Linked DNA regions of Mus musculus: region 2 is linked to region 1. The links are chromatin loops, found by intact Hi-C in ENCODE. Cell type or tissue: heart. All regions are shown on one strand. Links, peaks and the distances in the headings refer to the core of each region. The heading gives the core; the rest is flanking DNA.

Region 1 (8,706 bases), core at 188-8,187:
CCACCAAAGCATCTCAAATCCTAACTTCTCAGATGAAGACTGATCCCTAATCTAGGCAACCTCCTGGACTCTTTTCCCCCCTTTCCCACATCCCTCAGCCCTTACCCAAGACATAGATCTTGTTCCCGTGCAGGAAGGTGGAGGCCCCATAGCAGGGTGTGGGCATGGAGGGTAGCGAAAGCCAGCAGTCCCGGCGGGGCTCATATACCAGTACCTGGGCCTGGGGGGCCGTGTCAGGACCCATTCCCCCCAGAGCATACACCATACCATCTGCACAGAAGAGAGTAGTTCAGACTATACAACCATGTCTAGCTGGTGGACCCCACCCTGACAGCTCCCTCGGTCAGACCCAGGGGTGGAAGGAAACCCTTGTGTTTATCAAAAACTTTGTTGCCTGTCTGAAGTTGGAGCTAGGAGAACTGGGATTCCAGCTTTGGCCTAGGCCCCTCTAAGTGAAGAGCAGGAGGCAGCTGATCTAATTATAATCCAGCCCGGTCTCCCTGGAGACGCTATGGCAACCAAATCTGGCATCTTAGCAGGCTAGCCTGGGACTGGTGGTCAGACCCGGAGGCCACCAGGTGTGTGTGTGTGTGTGTGTGTGTGTGTGTGTGTGTGTGTAGGGGGCAGGTCCCCTAAGGGGGTAGGGGTAGCGTAAGACAGTGGTAGAGGCTACAAGAGGATTTGTTCAGCATGAAGCTCAGTCTGGGAAGGGAACTTAGGGCATCAACTTGGTGAAGGCTTGGGGCTGGGAGATGAGCTGGACCTGTGGGATAGAGGCGCTGGCCACAGCTTTCAGCCTCTGGCACCCTGTCAGCACCTCTACACCGTGCTGCTTCGATAGAGCTGTTAGGTGCTCAGAGTCAGCTAGGGGCACATCCACAGGCCGTTGGGTGATATTGCCTGGCAGCTGGGGGCTTCCATGGCAACCATCTCCAGGTCGGCTTGGCCTTTGTCCACATCAGGATCCCTGGTGTGTGCTAGGGGTAGTGGGGGGGGGGGCACTAAGCACTTAAGCACTTGCTGGGCTCAGAGCCAAGGCCTTGCTCCCCTCCCCCTCCATACTATTTATAACTATGAGAGAGTCATTAGGCCACACCCCCCACTGCCTCTTAGTTACAAAGAACAGGACAGGGTAGTGGCTGGGGTCTCCCATTTTTCTGGGGGACCTTCTGGGCTCTGACCCCCCACCTCACAGCCCAGAAAAGGCAATTAACAGTAAACTGCGGCAAGCCTAGGTAAGAGAAAGGAGGCAAAGCCATGTCCAAGGCGGCACTTATCCAGCCTCTGTGATAATGGACTCTCCGGCAAGAGAAAAAAAAAGGAAGCTTGGGGCAACTGAGGGATGTTCTAAGCCACTCACCTCTCTCCACAGTCGCAACACCCATGGCCGCTTGAGGGAGGGTAGCCCGGCGCTCCCAGCGGCCTTCGTCAGCCAAGAAGGCCTCCACAGCAGCTACTGGGCTTTGGACTTCGTCCACGCCGCCTACCACTAGCACCTGCTTACCCAGAACCACAGCAGCGGCACCAGCCCGGGCAGTGGGCAGGGGTGCTAGTGCTAGCCATGTGTGTGAGCCCATGTCCAGAGTCTCAGCAGTATCCAGAGGTAACCCAGCCCGGCCACAGCCCCCCAACACCAGCAGGTGTCCGTCCTGGTGTGCCACTGTACCATATACCCGGCAAGTCGGCATTGGGGGGAACACCTGCCAAGCAAAGGCCCGACCACCTCCTGCAGCCATGGTACTCGCTCACTGCCCGTGGTAGGCCATAGTATCTGCTCAGGCTGTGGGCCTCACTGGGGGGACATGATAAGGCCTCATCTTGATTCTGTCAGGGCTGGATGGGTGTGTCTGCCCAGTCCAAGGGATCTTGCCTTGACCTGGAGGGGAGGCAGAAAACAAAGGGTCAGGGCCACTGTCAAGAAACAGATGAACAACATGTAGCTGAAGGCAGGCCAGGCCCAAAACCACTCGTGCAGAAAGACCCACACCTTTGACTAACACTCTACTGGTGAAGGTCCTTCTATAGTGGGAAGAATAGATTCCAGGTACCCAGAAGGCGTTCTCGGTTCTTGTGGGAACATGAGGGATTCTTCCCTCCCCAACCTTAAGAACTAGCAAATAGTAACTTGATCAATTTAGAGTGGAAGGGAAGATAGAGCCCAAATCTCCATCCTAGCGTGCTTCCTGTCCCAACAAGTCTTATCTCAGTGCTCCAAGAGAGTTCTGCATCCTCTACACACTGGCATCTAGTGTGCCTTCAACAACCTGGGTCCAGCCATCAGGGTCCCTCATCCTGTAGTCCTTACAAGAAGGATCTTCTACAAGGTATAACCATTTATATCAGCAAAAGGCCAGTCTCATATGCGAGACCCAAAGGGGCTAGACTCCAGGATTCCACACTCCCTTTGAAGTCCATCCTTTATGGGTGTGGCGATGCCAGCAGATTCCCTGCTGAGGAGGTTTTAAAAGGCTGGTGTAGAGAATCTCTTGAGCACAGGATTAGAAGGTCCCTGAGTCCAGGGCTTTTCCTGTAGGAATAAACGGCTGGATTCCTGACACCCCCCACCCAAGAGCACATTCCTTAGCCTCCCCTTTTGCTGTGTGTGTATCTCTCTGTGTCTATGTCTCTATGTGTATGCTGGGGGTCTCCACTCTCAGTCCCGGGATTTAACAGGGACGGCCTCCTGGCCCCAAACTTCCAACTCAAAGGAGAGTGGGGGGCGGGTCTGGCTAGTGGGTTTAATTAAGGTTCTATCCTTCATGCCCCAAACTTCCCCTGCGCGAGGTTCCCGCGGGACTCACCTGCTGGATCTCAAATGTCGCCAGGGCACGGGGTCCGCTGTTCCGCCTCCGCCTCCGCTGGCTCCGGCTAGGGCTGAAGCTGGGCTCTGGTGGGGCTCCCGCACCGCTCCGGCGTGGGGCGGGGCTGGACCGGGTCCGCCCCTCGCTCCCCCCTCCCCAGATTCGGGGAAACCTCCTCCCGCCTTAACTCTGCACATGCCACGGCAGGAGTAGGGCGCACCGACCCACGGTCACCCAAAATGAACAGACAGGCATATGGACATCCGGCCGGCCAGGATTTAGGGCTCTACCTGGGGCGATGATAGAAATGAGGCAGCGGCGAGCAACACAACACCGGTATGGTGGGATCGGAGGCGGGTGTCGTTGTGAGTCGGATCCACTCTGGGTACAATCAGCCAGGGGCTAGCCAGTGGAACCTGGGGCCTTTAGGGGTCGGAGTCCGCCCATCACAACTGAGCTTGGAGGTGCCAAACCACAAGCTTCCCAGCGGCGCCCCCTAGAGGCCACTAGGGCTGTAGCCTGGGCCTCTGGTTGGGGAGCCCAGCCGAGCTGTCCTAACCATGACACAAAGCAGGACACAGAAAAGATCCCTTAGTGTATATGGAGACTAGCAGCTTGTAGGGTGGAGGGGCAGACTGTACTAGCCTTGGGGCCTATCTAGACCTTCTTTATAGAAAAGTAGGTTATTTTTGCTTCGATCCGAGCAGTGGATGTGCACAATCAGCCAGATGCCAGGAGTCTCTCTGCCTAATGCTACTCTGGGGCTACTACTCAGAGGTTGGGTGACTGTTCATCTTCAGGGTACAGAGCTCATCTCTAGCCAACTCCGTGGTCATGTGATAGCAAACTGGTGTGACAAAGACTCCCCTGGAGTGAGAATTCTGAAATTTTGATTTCTTTTAACATCAGAGAAATCGTATAGGAATATGTTTTTGTTTTAATGCCAGGTGTGGAGATACGGGGCTGCTTCCCAGCAGCTGACTACGATTTGCCTGTGTTCTAGCAAAAGCAGGGTTTTGCCAGCTGCACATAGTTTCTGTGATTGTGTTATGTTTGGAATTCTGGGTACTTCTCAGAGGATATAAGTTTGAGAGCCCTGGGGGGTGGATGGGTGGTTGTTGGCCATCAGTGGGGAGGGGACTAGTTGCAGTTTGTTAGTTGTCAAAAGAAATTAGATTCAAGGACCTCTATTTATCTCTCCCCTCTATCCTTCTTTCTCTCCTATCTAGTGATAGGGGTTGAAACTGGGGGATGAAGGGTGGGAAAAAAACCCACAAAGTAGCAAAGACCAGCTGCATCCACCTACCTCTGATTCACACTTTGGCTCAGCCTATCTTGTGAGCATTCTGATCAGCCGAAGCTTCCAGTTGGAAAGCTTGTGTGAACAGCTCCTGCACTTGTCTGTGTCTGCTCATTGATTCCGACCCTTTTGTGTACAGTGTTTAGCTTAATTTTCCCAACGCAGATCTTGAGGCAGTGACACAAGTGTGTGTGGTTAGTGTAGGAGGTGAAGCCAGGAAGCACCCGCAGAGAAGTAGCAAGAAGACCAAGGAAAGCAGCCAATAAAGGAGGTACCATCAGTTACCACCGTGGGTAACTGCAACCTGGGGATTCTGGGAGGTGACTAGAAACATGGGTCTTATATTGTTACTGCTCCCAAGAACAAGGGGACCTAAGAAACCCACCTTCACATCCCCAGGGATCATACAGTACTAATGCCTTTGCATGCCCAAAATTCTGACTGTCCAAAATGTGGATGAACCCTTCTTTATGACTAAATAGAGCCTATAGCTCTCTCAGTGGTTGTCAGTTTGAAGTGAAGGGCATGTCTAGAAATGATGGCGCAAAGACTGGCCTCAAACTGCACAGACTCTAAAGGGCCCTTCTCTACCACTCAGTGCCAAGTCTCCCATCCTCAGGCTGCTCCTCACTTGGGGCTCTGGTATGTACCCCATGTTCTCGTGTCCTCATGTTCCCCACTGTCCCTGTTCTAAGCCCCCTCTGCTTGCTTTCCTACTGTTTACCACTTACAAGCATCTGCTTTTTAATGTCTCCCAGTCTAAGTCAAGGCTATCTCTTTCTGCTCCCTCTGAATTCTGAAGCCATCTGTCCCCAGATGCCACTGCCTTGTTATCTGCCACCTCGTCTCTTGCTACTTCTTCCTCCAAATTGTTTTTGAAGCAATTGCAATTCTTGTTTGTTTCTAGACAGGGTTCTCTGTGCAGCAGTCCTGACAGCCCTGGAACTCGCCTTGTAGACCAGACTAGCCTGTAACACAGAGCGATCTGTTATCTGCCTCTTCCTCAACCCCAGTGCTGGGATGAAAGGCCCCAGTGAACTTTTTTTTTTCTTTTTTGAGTCAGATCTCCTGTAGCTCAGGCTAATCCCAAACTTGCTACATAGCCAAGGATGACTGAATTTCTGATTCTCTTATTCCCTCCTCCCAAGTGCTGGGGTTACCTTGCCCAGTTTTTACCTGTGATGAGGAGCGAACGCAGGGTCTCTTGCACGCTAAACAAGGACTCTATCAACTGAGCTCCATCTCTAGGCATCAAAGCTGCTTTTGAAAAGTCACCATGTGTATTAGTCCACACTCTGCAGGGGAACAAAACCAACAGAATGAACACAAACCACAGGGGCTTTAGACGACAGAAAGACAGTTTGCAGGATGGGAGCACTGGTTGCTCTTTCAGAGGACCTGGGTGTGGTTCCCAGCACCCACATGGCTGAACTACAGTTCTGGGATCGGAAACCCTTTCCTCACCTCTGCAGGCACCAGGCATGCACATGCACACACGTACACATACGGGCAAACAGTATGTGTTCACATAAATCTTTAAAAATTTAAAGGATAGGGGGCTGGAGAGATGGCTCAATGGTTAAGAGCACCGACTGCTCTTCCAAAGGTCCTGAGTTCAAATCCCAGCAACCACATGGTGGCTCACTACCATCCGTAATGAGATCTGACGCCCTCTTCTGGTGCATCTGAAGACAACTACAGTGTACTTAGATATAATAATAAATAAATCTTTTTTAAAAAATTTAAGGATAAAAAGGAATTTAATAGACTGACTTACATCATACAGTCTGAGCGCTACAATTGTGGCTCTCTTCATGCTCACCACAGGCTGAGAATCCATTGGTGACTCGGTCCTGGAGTCTGGTGCCTCAGGAGTCACAATCTGGCATTGAAGGGTTCCTAGAGAAACCACTAGTCTCCCATCCATACCGAAATACCGAAGAAGCTGGGTTCTGATATCTGTGAAGGAATGAAGTGGCAGTGGTGGCAGTGGAGGCAGTGGTGGCAGTGGAGGCAGTGGTGGCAGTGGAGGCAGTGGTGGCAGTGGAGGCAGTGGGGGCAGTGGAGGCAGTGGGGGCAGTGGAGGCAGTGGGAGCAGTGGGAGCAATGTGCTGTTTTGGCTCTGCTTCCCCACCATTCACTGCATGATTGGCTCAAGATAGCAACCAGTGAACCTTCGAGGGGAAGCTGGGTGAGAGTAGCCAGATGGGAAGAGACCTCAGGCAGTGGTGGCAGTGGTGAGCTTGACAAGAAGACTCTTGGGTGCGAGCCTCAGTAGACAGCTCATTCAGTTGGGAAAACGCAGCCTACTTGACCTTTTGAGGGGTGTGTAGGGGCTTTTGGGGTAAGTGTACATCATTGGCCAGGGCCAGGGTGATGGGGATCACCCATTTGCATAAGGAATTCCAGCTGCTGCTAGACATGACCTTATAAGGGGAGAGGAATTTAACCTGGCTACCAGGGGCAAAAGTGAGGGCACGGGGTTGGGGAGGGGCAATCCTTCTCCTGAGATTTCTGGGGTTCAGGCGCACCTTGAACCTCTCTTGCTCTAGGCTGACTCCCCGACCACCCACCACTCAATCCCATGGTTCCCCGGCCCCATAGCCATGGTGGCAGTGGTAATAGCAGCAGCAGCAACAGTATAAGGAACTTCCTAGCAAGACACATGAAGATAAGAAGGCAAGAAACAAAATCGTTTCTGTCAGACCTCCTATCATCTGAGCAGCCACTAGGAAGACGTTAGCATCCACGTTAGAAATGTGCTTTCTCACAGTATGTCCAGCCGTTTATCTCTTAGTTGATTCCATTTGCAGTCAAGGGCCACCATAGTGGCACATACCTTTAAGCCCAGCATTCCGGAGACAAAGACAATCAGATCTGAGTCTGAGGATAGCCTGCTCTACAGGGACTTCCAGGTCAGCCAGGGCCATTTAGTGAGACTCTGTCTCAAAAACAAAACAAAAACTGAGGCTGGAGAGATGGCTTTAAGAGCACTTGCTGTTCTTGGAGGACCGGTGTTTGGTTCCCAGCATTGGAATTGGGCTGCTCACACCACCTGTGTAACTCCAGGTCCAGGGAATCAAATGTCCTCTTTTGGACTCAATGGGCACTGTATACACACACACTTAAAAGAAAAAAAGCTCCATCCAGTCAAGTTGACAACCAAGATTAACCATCATGACACACAACATAAAACTGGACTCTGTGGTCTCTCTCTCAAGTGAGACTTTTCAGACTTGTCACAGTTTCACCCTTTGTGACCTTGAGTCCTTGCTGACAGTTTGTCTGGCCTCTCAGAGTCTTTTTCAGGACCTTCTCACCCTTCTCAGAGAGCAGCTCAAGACTGAACCCTGTAGTATTGTGAGCGTCTGTTTCAAAACAGGGGGGTTGGAGCTTCAGCGCTAACTCAAGTGGTAATGTGACTGAGGTACAGACAGGGGGATCGAACTTAGATCCCTAGAACCTACATTTTTAAAAATCTAGGGATGAAGTGGGGCGATGGTGTCTCACGCCTTTAATCCCAGCACTCGGGAGGCAGAGGCAGGCGGATCTCTGAGTTCTATAGCATGAGTTCCGGGACTGGCAGGGCTACACAGAGAAACCCTGTCACGGAAAACAAAAACAAGAACAAACAAAACAAACAAAAAACGCAGGTACAGAACTGTAGAGAGGTCTCAGCAGGTAAAGCATGGGTCCTGTGAGCACTAGAACTGGAGATGAGACTCTCTAGAGTCCACATAAAAGCCAGGAGGTTCCCAGACGAGGGGACCCCAGTCTGCCTGTAACCCGGACCAGGCAGGTGAGAAGGTCCAGGTTTAGCTTGCGACTTTGTTTTAATATATATGGAGGAGAGGAGGCTGGCGACTTGGCTCAAAGGGTAAAGGTGCCTGCTACCAGGCAGACAACCCAAGCTGGATTCCAGAGAACCACTAGGTAGAAGAGCAAGGGAATCCATTCCCAAACATTGCCCTTTGACCCCTCAACACCAGTGATGTGTGTTAAGTTTCAAACCTGGGATAAATGACTGAGGTACTTAACGTATTAAACCTGACCTATTAACGCTGACCTGGCTACCAGGTTTCCCAGCATCCCTTAGTCCCTGTTACAGGGTAGGAACTAAGGCATGTCTGCCTTCTAGCCACCTCCTGCCCCACCCCCTCCAGCTGGGTTGCTCTTGCTATATAATCCAACCATTTTGGTTGCCTGTCCTCTTTCATCTTTTGCCCTTTCGCCTGCTTGCACCTTGTTCCCCTCTCTTCCCTCTCGCTTCCCCTCCTCCTCTCCCCACATGGCTCAGGGTCACATCTACTCTGGGCTCTCCCAGATGTCCCTGTCTTTGCCTACAAGCTCCTTTTTACCTACAATAAACTTTCTTCTCCATCCTTAGGAGCAGCCAGGGCCTTTCCTTTGTGTTTCTTGTCTTCAGTGGCTGTGGGTGTATCGAGAATGAAAACACACCAACAGAATAAACTAAAAAGCCAGGCAGATGTGCATGTGATAATCCCAGTCCTGGGGAGGTGGAGGCAGGCAAATCCTTGAGGCTTGATGGCCAGCGTGAGTGTGATAGTACACACCCTTAATCTAGAACTGATCTCTCTGAGCTCG
Region 2 (8,706 bases), core at 1-8,000, 150 kb before region 1:
CATCTCTCCAGCCCCTCTGGGGTGTCTTCTTAGCCTCTAAGACAGGCTCTAAGTAGGATTTCCTTGGAAAGGGCCAGCTATATGAGAACTAAGGAATATAGAAGTGGTGTGCTGGTCTATCCCTGTAATCCTAGTACTTCTGAGTTAGAGACAAGAGTATTGGGAGTTCAGGGTCATCTCCAGCTATATATTGAATTGAAAGTCAACTTAGAAAACATGAGACACTAGCTCAGCTCCCCCAATCTCCTCCCAAGTCCCCAAAAAAGCTAACGGGGATATTGTCCACCACCATTGCAGTGAGTTGGCACCACGTCGTCACCTCTGCAAAGTGCTGTATGTTGGATCCTAAGGGCAATATACCCAACCAAGATCCCTTACCAGTTGCCCATGTGTACACAACACTTGTCTTGATTGAATAACCACACCACTGATACACTTCTGTGTTTAATATGCCACATCTTCAGTTGCTCCTGGGGTGGAATGTGAGACCTTGACTCTTGTAGTGATGTCAGTGGGTGGGCATGAGGCTGTGAAGAACATCTTGCCACACAGATGACATCTCTGGAGTAGGTGCACGTGCACGAGGCGCTCAGTACAGTTCACCTATAGTACACCTGCTAAAAGTCTCAGTAGGCAATGGCTGCCAGATGGCTATATGACATCTAACAAAGAGACAGTGGACACCTGAGGTAGCTAGTAGCCCAGCAGAGACAGGAGTACAACTGTTAGAGGAGATAGATCCAGGACCACAATGCTTTTAGGAACCACAGTGCTCTGAGGAAGTGGTGTTTTCATGGGGACACTGGCTACCCACCACCTTGGAACCTCTTCTGACCCATGGTGAAGGGCCCAGAGCTATCTGGCTTGTGGCTTGCTCTTACTGCTATTCCTAGAGGCTGAAATGAGGCTGGTGGACTCTCAGGACTAGGCCCTTGTCAAGATGGGAAGTGACAAGGTAACAGGGCACAGTGAAGTCATTGCACTAACTACTTAGTACCTCCCTAGGAGGGAGCAAGTACAGACTAGAAAAGCCTGTGGGTACTTCAGCAGTGGAGAGCTAGCCAATACCAAGGCTCTTAGTGAGATGTCTCTTAGGAATTCAACTTGTCCTCAAAAAGAACAGAGAAACAAGTCAGTGGGAAATGATAACTTCCTCTGCCTGCCTCAGACCTAAAAGATTGTAGCTTGGCCAGGGAGGGACAGGTTTGGTGCCCTAATCCAGGCCAGGATTAGCTGGCTTTTTGCCTACGAAGCAAAGCCAAGAAAGTCAGAGTCTATGGGAGAACTGGCTTTCTTTCTAAATCTCAGAACTGGCCAACCTCGAGATTCCTCTTAGAAGGACCAATTTCTCTAAGATTACATCCCCAAGGGGATGACTAAGTCAGGAAAAAGCCAAGGTGAGAAAGGGACCACTGACCTCCTCAACCAAAATGTTTCTAAGCAATGACCCTTGACAAGAAGTCTTTCCTTTTGTTAAGAGACAAACTTCACCTGCCCAGTACCTGAAGCTGTTGGAGGCAAGGCTGAGGGCAGTGGAGGCTCACCCTGGAAGCATCATGGTACTCCAGTCCCCCAACCCCAAGCCCTCTGCAGTTGTCCAAGGGGTCTGGACAGCAGCAACAAATAGCATAGGAGCCAGCGGACCCAGCGATATCTCTGGAGACCCTTCTGCTGCTGCCTTCCCTTATTCTCTGTGCGTTTTGAGAGCTTCATTTGCTGCTATCTCCCTGAAAGTAATGGAGAGAAGCAAGGTTATTTCATCGATCGCGGAACAGTCCCTGACATTGGTTCTTCCTTTGCTCCTTCTTGGCTAAGCTGGGCTCAGTACAGCTTATAGTAGAATCTAGACTTCTTTACTAATCTCTTGTAGTCCCTGCTGGGTCTACTATTCTCCTACCTTATGGTGCTTAGCTAAGACAGTGGTCACCTTCCTAATCCATGTATTGCTTTCACTCTTGAAGCCCTTTGTCGACTTGCCATAAGAAGAAGCTTATAAAGGCAAATTAGATCAGGCAACTGTCCTGCTGAATCAGCCCCTCAACTGTTCCTTCTGCCCTTGTGCTCCAAGTTCACCATCACAGCCTGATCTAGTCTCCTAAAGTTACATTTCCCCTTGCTACTGGGTCTTGTTTTATCTATTTCTTTTTCTTTTCTTTTCTTTTTTTTTTTTTTTTTTGGTGTTTTGAGACAGGGTTTCTCTGTGAAGCCCTGGCTGTCCTGGAACACACTCTGTAGACCAGGCTAGCCTCGAACTCAGAAATCCACCTGCCTCTGCCTCCCAAGTGCTCAGATTAAAGGTGTGCGCCACCACTGCCTGGCAGAGTCTGAGTTGTCCTTGTTTTCTGGTGTACTGTGACCTCTGCCGTGTGGTAGAAGCTCAGAGATTAGCTGAATGAAATGTCCTGATAAGTAAGCTGTTGTTTTTAGAGATTAGGAGGTTGACTTGATGAGGTCGTATGCTAAGAATAGAGACTGTTAGGCTGGGGGTTATAGCTCCAGTGGTACAGTACTTGCCTAGAATAGATGTTCTTGCCTTCCTAAAGAAAGACTTCCCAACCAAGGGATTTGTTTTCAATAGACCTGGCACATCACCTTTCTGAAATTAAGGTAACACCACCATCCATCCCCACTGAACATGCTGATGAGAGGCTCTAAAGCCACTGGGAACCCCCAACTGGAATCCTGAGCTCTACCATTAGCCTTGAAGGATTCTTGCACAGCCACTAAGCTGGTGCACTCACATGCTGAGAGTTCTCTGCCTGTCAAGCATGGGGTTGGGATAGACAGAGATTTACTCACCATGAAGAGAAATGTGTGGAGCCATCAGGTGTGGATCCATTCTGGCCACCCAGACCTGGAGGCAGGAACACACCCATAGCTGCAGGAGGCTGAGGGTGGGGATCTGAGCAGGCAATAGCCCAGGTCAGGTCAGGGGCCACTGGTATAGTTTAATAGAGATTGAGGCTGGGATACTAGGGACTAGTGGTATTGTCCAGGAAGGGTTTTGAGAAACAGTTAACAACGTGATGATGGGCATGAGGGGCTTGTGGTGTAAAATGGTACGGGGTTGTAAGTCTGGGTACAGTGAGGCTCCTGGAGGACCAGTGGTAGTCTATGTGGACACAGGAGAACCCAATGGTACAGTATGGTGGTGGTAGGGACAGCCGGGCCAAGGAGGTTCGTAGGGAGCCTCACCTGGACGGTGATACAACCCGGTCACTGTGTTCCCGTAGAACCCCCAGGCCAGCTGGATGCCCAGGAGACTTAACACCAACCACAGCAGGAGCAGCTTGAAGAGAGTCACTCGCATGTCTTGTGTCTCCCACTCCCGCAGAAAGTCGCTGCCCAGGGTGCCCAGCGCTCCGAGCACCGTGGCGGGCAAAGCTTGCAGAAACTGCCCGGCCCAAGGCTCCGCCATGACTGGCCAGCGCCCCACCGGGAGTACTGTCACCGTAGTTCTTACTGCGCAAGCGTATGGTCTTCCGGGGTTAGGCCTGTCAGTGCGCACGCGTAATACAAGGCAAGGAAGATCTACTTCGCTTGCGCGAAGTGTTGGCAGTTTGGGGAGGGGTTTTTAAAACCGCGCAGGCGCACCCAGCCCCACCCTGCTTGCTTAAAGGATGAGTGATTCGGTGAGGATAAAATAGCAACTCGCTCTTTTATAGCCCCGGTGTTCCCGTCATGCTCCACGCGTCTGCCATGATTGGTTAAGCGTCTAGCTCTCAGGGCGTGGATGCGTTCTTGAGCAATCGTGGCTGAACTGAGAGTGTGCGCGCGTGCGCGGGGCCGCGACTGGCGCCAGCTCGAGCCCGCAGGGCGCTCGGGGCCGCGCACGTCGCTCCCCGCCCTCCCGCCACCGCCCGCCCTCGTTCGCTCGCGCTCCCCGCCCGCCGCCCGCGGTCCTCCGTCGGTTCTCTCCATAGCCCGCCGTCTCCCACGGAGCTGCCCGTCCTTGGCTCGGAGCTCGCGGACTCGCGGACAAGCGTCCTCAGCGCGAAGAGGCCGGACTCGGAGTCCTCGCCTTGAGGTGAGCAGGAGCATTTCCCTCCAGCCGCCTCGGCTCCGGGCCCGGCTGGTCGGCTGATCGGCAAGCACTTTTCCGGCCTCCGGCCCGTCGCCTGCCCGCGGTCGCGCCCCACCTGCTGCTCTCGGCCCGCAGCCCCTCGCCCCGGCCCCTGACCTGGGGCCCCGCGCCCGAGGCGGCGGCCCCGCCCGCGCAGTCCCCGGAAGCGCGCCCCGCCGCCTCCAGTCCCCCTTCCCCCGCCCGGCCGGGCCTGGTGGAGCCCTAGCCGCCCGCCCTCCTCGTCGCTTCCTCTCAGGGTTGCGCCGGGCTGGGCGGGGGCTCCCGGCCGGTCCGCGACCGCGCTGGGGTAGCCTGCCACTGCGAAGCGCGTGTGGCTGTCGGGAGTTGGACTAGGCAAGAAACTCTTTTACAACTCCATTTTGCCTTTTGCATTGAACGTGGATTATTAATCCCGTTCTATACCGGGTGAAGACAGTGAGGGTTTGGGTGGATTTTCTGTTTTGAGTGCCGTATTATTGGAGATTGTGTAAGTAAAAGATTGTTTTGAAATCTTAGCGGTTATGACTCTATGGGGGAAGGTATTTTCCAGTCGAAAAAACACATAATAATTTGGCGAGGTTGCATCAAAATAGATGCATTTCTGCTTAAAGTTATTACTTCAATTAAGAATCACTGATGGGTTCCCCTTTTCAGGTCGGTTTCGTAAAATTGCATTTTTTGCAGGCAAGTTGATTTAAAAAAAAAAAAGTTCATGTTTAGTAGCTGATAGTGGAAAATTTGACACCATTTTTTTTCTTTTTTGCCCCAGAATTGGTTCTACTTGTATTTTCTAATAGTCATCACTAAATTTTGACCTATTAGTTATTTATTTGGTTTTGTCTTCTGGTATATTTTGAAATAAGTGCTTTTTGCATGTTATATATAACATTATATATGTATAATATGTAGTACACGTATAATGTACATCCCCCATGCCAGTCTGAAAGGGGAAAACTTATATTTTAGGATGCGGTATGTGGTGAGAATTTTTAGCCACTTAGTGTCACGTGCCCAAATGTGTATGTACCATGTGGAATGTTTTTTTCACCTTTCATTGGCTAGTTTGAGCATTTGACTCACGTATTATTAAACTAAGAAAACAAGATCAGGTCTTAATATTGAAGACTCTGAGATGTTGTTTGGAGTATTTCTCCGGAGCAGTGACGTTTCTTAGGGACATAAAATATATGGAGCTTGTTTTTTTCCTATTTTATTTTCCTCTTTGGTGTTGGCTTGGGACACAGTGAACAGGTGCTGTATCTCTGAGCTGCATTTCAGCCTTACAACTTGGGATCAAACTCTAGTGCTCAACTTACATAGCTTCTACTCAAAAATCTACTGAACAGGAGAATAGGAACATCCACTCTACTGATTGTACCCCCAATAGATGTAGTATTTTAGACTGGGGAGGAAAAAAAAAACTTTAGGATTTACAAACCAATTCCGTTTGTAGGTGTGGGAACTGAGCTTAGGGAATTTTTTTCTCTTTCCTTCTGTGTGTGTGTGTGTGTGTGTGTGTGTGTCTGTCTGTCTGTCTCTCTCTCTCTTTCTTGAGAAAGGCTTATTACTCCGCAGAGAGAACAGTGGGTGTGATAATACCAGAAGAACCACTGACCTAAGACTTAATTTAAAAAAAAAAAAAAAGACACTGGGTCTGACCTGAGACCTGGAACTTAATTTGTAGATAAAGCTGGTCTCTAATTTCCACATGCTCCTAGTGCTGCCTCCGGAACAGTGCTGGGATCACTGGGTGTGTGCCACCATTCCTGCTGAGACTTAAAATGTTTGAAGGTCATACATCTAGTTAGACTACAACTATTTTTTTTTCTGTTATTCTCCATGTGCTGTCAGTTAAAATCAGAATTTCCAGGTTACTTCAGGTTCTTTACCATGCAGATTATGCATATTTGGGAAACAAATTTCATGTTTTTGTAAGTAGTTCCTTTCTGGCTAGGCCTTGCCTTTGAGTGTGTTGGTTTTCTTAAGGACCGGGTTTTGAGAGTTTACTGTTAGCAAAGATAAGGTAATGAGGTCCAGCTAGAATGTTTTCAAGACTCCTTTGAGTCAGTTTTAAATGGAATTGGTGAGAATTTGCATGTATCAAGTAGACCATGGTCTGTACATGTGTGAGAGTGGTTTTGTTGGAGTGATTTCATAGTCCTTTAAAAAGTCCATCTTGCTCTATTAGGGGTGTAAGTAAGTTACTAGAAGAGTGAAAACAGATCTTCAGAGCTGGGTGTGGTGGCACACGCCTTTAATCCCAGCAGGCGGATTTCTGAGTTCGAGGCCAGCCTGGTCTACAAAGTGAGTTCCAGGACAACGAGGGCTGCACAGAGAAACCCTGTCTCGGGAATAAAAAACAAAAACAGATCTTCAGGCGCTTCTTAGTCCATGGGTGGGGTTGAAGTAGTAAGAAGAGGTCAAGTAAGAAAAGCCAAACTAGTCTTTTGACTTGTCCTTAAAGAGCCAAAAGATCAGTTAACTTCATTGAAAGACTAATTTAAGATCAGAGGGTTTTTATAGACAGCATACTTAGTTCTATTGTATCATAGCTACTAGCAATGATGACAAATTGTGCATAAATGTTGAATATAAAAATAGGAAGTAGGTGAGGTGACAAACCTGTAATGAAACACTCCAGGCATTAGGAGGATTTCAGATTTGAGACCAGCTTAGGCTATATAACAAAATCCTGCTTCAAAAAAAAAAAATGTTCCTCTTAATTCTATCCAGTGGAACTCAATTGTTGCACCAAAGCATTAAGAATGTACGTTACCTATCTGTCTTTTGTTACTGGGAATGAAACCTAACTTTGATTGGTAGCTATACGATTAGCCTCTCTCTATCTTAACTGATTGGTTACTTTTCAGCCTGAAGCTTTAACCCGGGGCATTACATATCCTAGGCAAGGGCTCTGCTGCTGAAGTACGTCCTGAACCCTGATTTTACTTTTGAGGTAGTCTTATTACATTGTCAGGGCGTAATTATGAACTCACCTGCAGCTTTCAACCTTCCTCAGTCTCCCCAGTAACTGGGTTTACAGCTATGAGGCCTGACTGTAACCAAGTTCGTTTTATTTATTTATTTATTTTGGAGGCAGTTACACTCTAGGTGAGGTTAGCTTGGAAACTTACACTGTGGCCCAGATTGGTCTTGAGTTTGTAGCCGTTCTCCCTTAGTTTAGTTTAGCCCTCCTGAGTGCTGGGATTGCAGGGGTTGCAGGTATGAGCCACCATACCAAACTTACAATATTTAAGTATGCATCTTACTTACTGTTAGTGTTTTGGTGACATTAGATATTGGTGACAATAAGTTTTGAAAGTAATTTGAAATTAATTATTGTAAAATCCCTAATTCTGGTGACTTTTTGTTTGATTGGAGACAAGCTCTGTCTGGCTTGGAGCTTTGTAGTCCAGGCTGACCTCACAAGTGAGGCAATCCTGTCTGCTTCAGTCTCTCTCTCTCTCTTTCAAGATTTATTTATTTTATTTATGTGAGTACACTGTAGCTGTCTTCAGACACACCAGAAGAGGGTGGTGGATCCCATTACAGATGGTTGTGAGCCACCATGTGGTTGCTGGGAATTGAACTCAGGTCCTCTGGAAGAGCAGTGTGCTCTTAACCGCTGAGCCATCTTTCCAGCTCCCTGCTTCAGTCTCTAGTGCAGGAAATATAGGTGTGAGCCACCATCCCAGACTTATTTTTAACCTATGGTGCTCTAGTATTCTAAGTGAAGGGTTGTATATTCATAATTATGTAGACTGTGTTATTGAAAACAAGCTAGGCAATAAAGCTGCTTATTATTATTGGTGTTTGCGCTGTCAAATGAATCTGAATGTACTTAAAATTTTTCTTCTGACTGTGCCTTTTTAATTCTAAGTGATAGACGTGTGAAATAAAGGACCATTAAGTTGTAACTAAGCTTTGGTTAATACCAAACTGAACTTGATTTGGGAATAGGGGTTGGGATGTCTTGAGAAAGGTTTTTGCTAATAGAGCTAGGTTGAGCTTAAACTCATCCCAGTTGTTTGCTCCCACTTCCCAAGCGGGATACTACTAGCATCTGACATCACCCACCCCTAACCCCCACCCCTGGCTGGGGGGGGGGTAGATAGAGGAAATATATTCAGATTTGTTTATAATAGAATCTTAAATTTCAAATGCAGATAAGAGGAGAACAAGCAGCTAATGAAAGAGTGGGAGGTAAAATGGGTTTAGAGAGATGGGCAGAGGCCAGATCATGTAGTATGAGAAATTCCTTGGGCTTGTTCTTTTTGTGTGTTTTTTGTTTTGTTTGTTTGTTTTATTCTTTTGGGGTTTTCATTTTATTTTTGAGACAGCATTTCTCTTGTCTGTCTGGAAACTTGTCCTGTAGACCAGACTGGCTTCTAACTCACAGAGATCCATTTGCCTCTGCCTCCCAAGTCCCGGAAATCCTTGTTTTAGCTTCTTAGGGTTATAGACATGAGCCACCAAGCCTTGCCTGGCTTTGGTTGTTCTGAGGTGGAATACCTATCAGGTGTTAGATTTGTTGTCTTGTTTTGAAGTTGGGTAATAATATGATCTGCAAAAAATTTTTTGAGAGACAGGGTCTCATGGACCTTGGGCTGACCTAAAACTAGCTATAGAGCCAAGAATGACCT

What was found. A loop is a pair of places that touch in the nucleus more often than their neighbours do. Peaks named below come from ENCODE experiments on the same cell type or tissue, not always from the same donor. Only the 100,000 strongest peaks of a DNase experiment are listed, where the experiment ranks them.
Region 2: a loop joins it to region 1, with 2.1 times the contacts of the local background. A loop is called at or near these places in 1 of 42 quality-filtered maps.

Annotation. Positions count from the first base shown.
Region 1 is chr9:108,449,516-108,458,221 of GRCm38, forward strand. It overlaps Klhdc8b (kelch domain containing 8B), which reads right to left and starts at 3,286. Exons shown (of 6, transcript NM_001359428.1): 1 at 2,802-3,286; 2 at 1,361-1,876; 3 at 106-270. The coding sequence starts at 1,736. It also overlaps a transcript of Ccdc71 not described here. In heart, for the core only: a CTCF peak has its summit at 3,303 (motif pointing left); DNase peaks (open chromatin) are centred at 526, 1,736, 3,066, 3,116 and 1 weaker place; H3K4me3 peaks cover 3,730 bases; H3K27ac peaks cover 4,275 bases.
Region 2 is chr9:108,302,527-108,311,232 of GRCm38, forward strand. It overlaps Tcta (T cell leukemia translocation altered gene), which reads right to left and starts at 3,633. Exons shown (of 3, transcript NM_001311156.1): 1 at 3,196-3,633; 2 at 2,800-2,854; 3 at 429-1,727. The coding sequence starts at 3,418. The coding sequence ends at 1,685. It overlaps Rhoa (ras homolog family member A), which reads left to right and starts at 3,634. Exons shown (of 6, transcript NM_016802.5): 1 at 3,634-4,027. In heart, for the core only: a CTCF peak has its summit at 4,026; DNase peaks (open chromatin) are centred at 3,605 and 4,225; H3K4me3 peaks cover 4,920 bases; H3K27ac peaks cover 3,491 bases.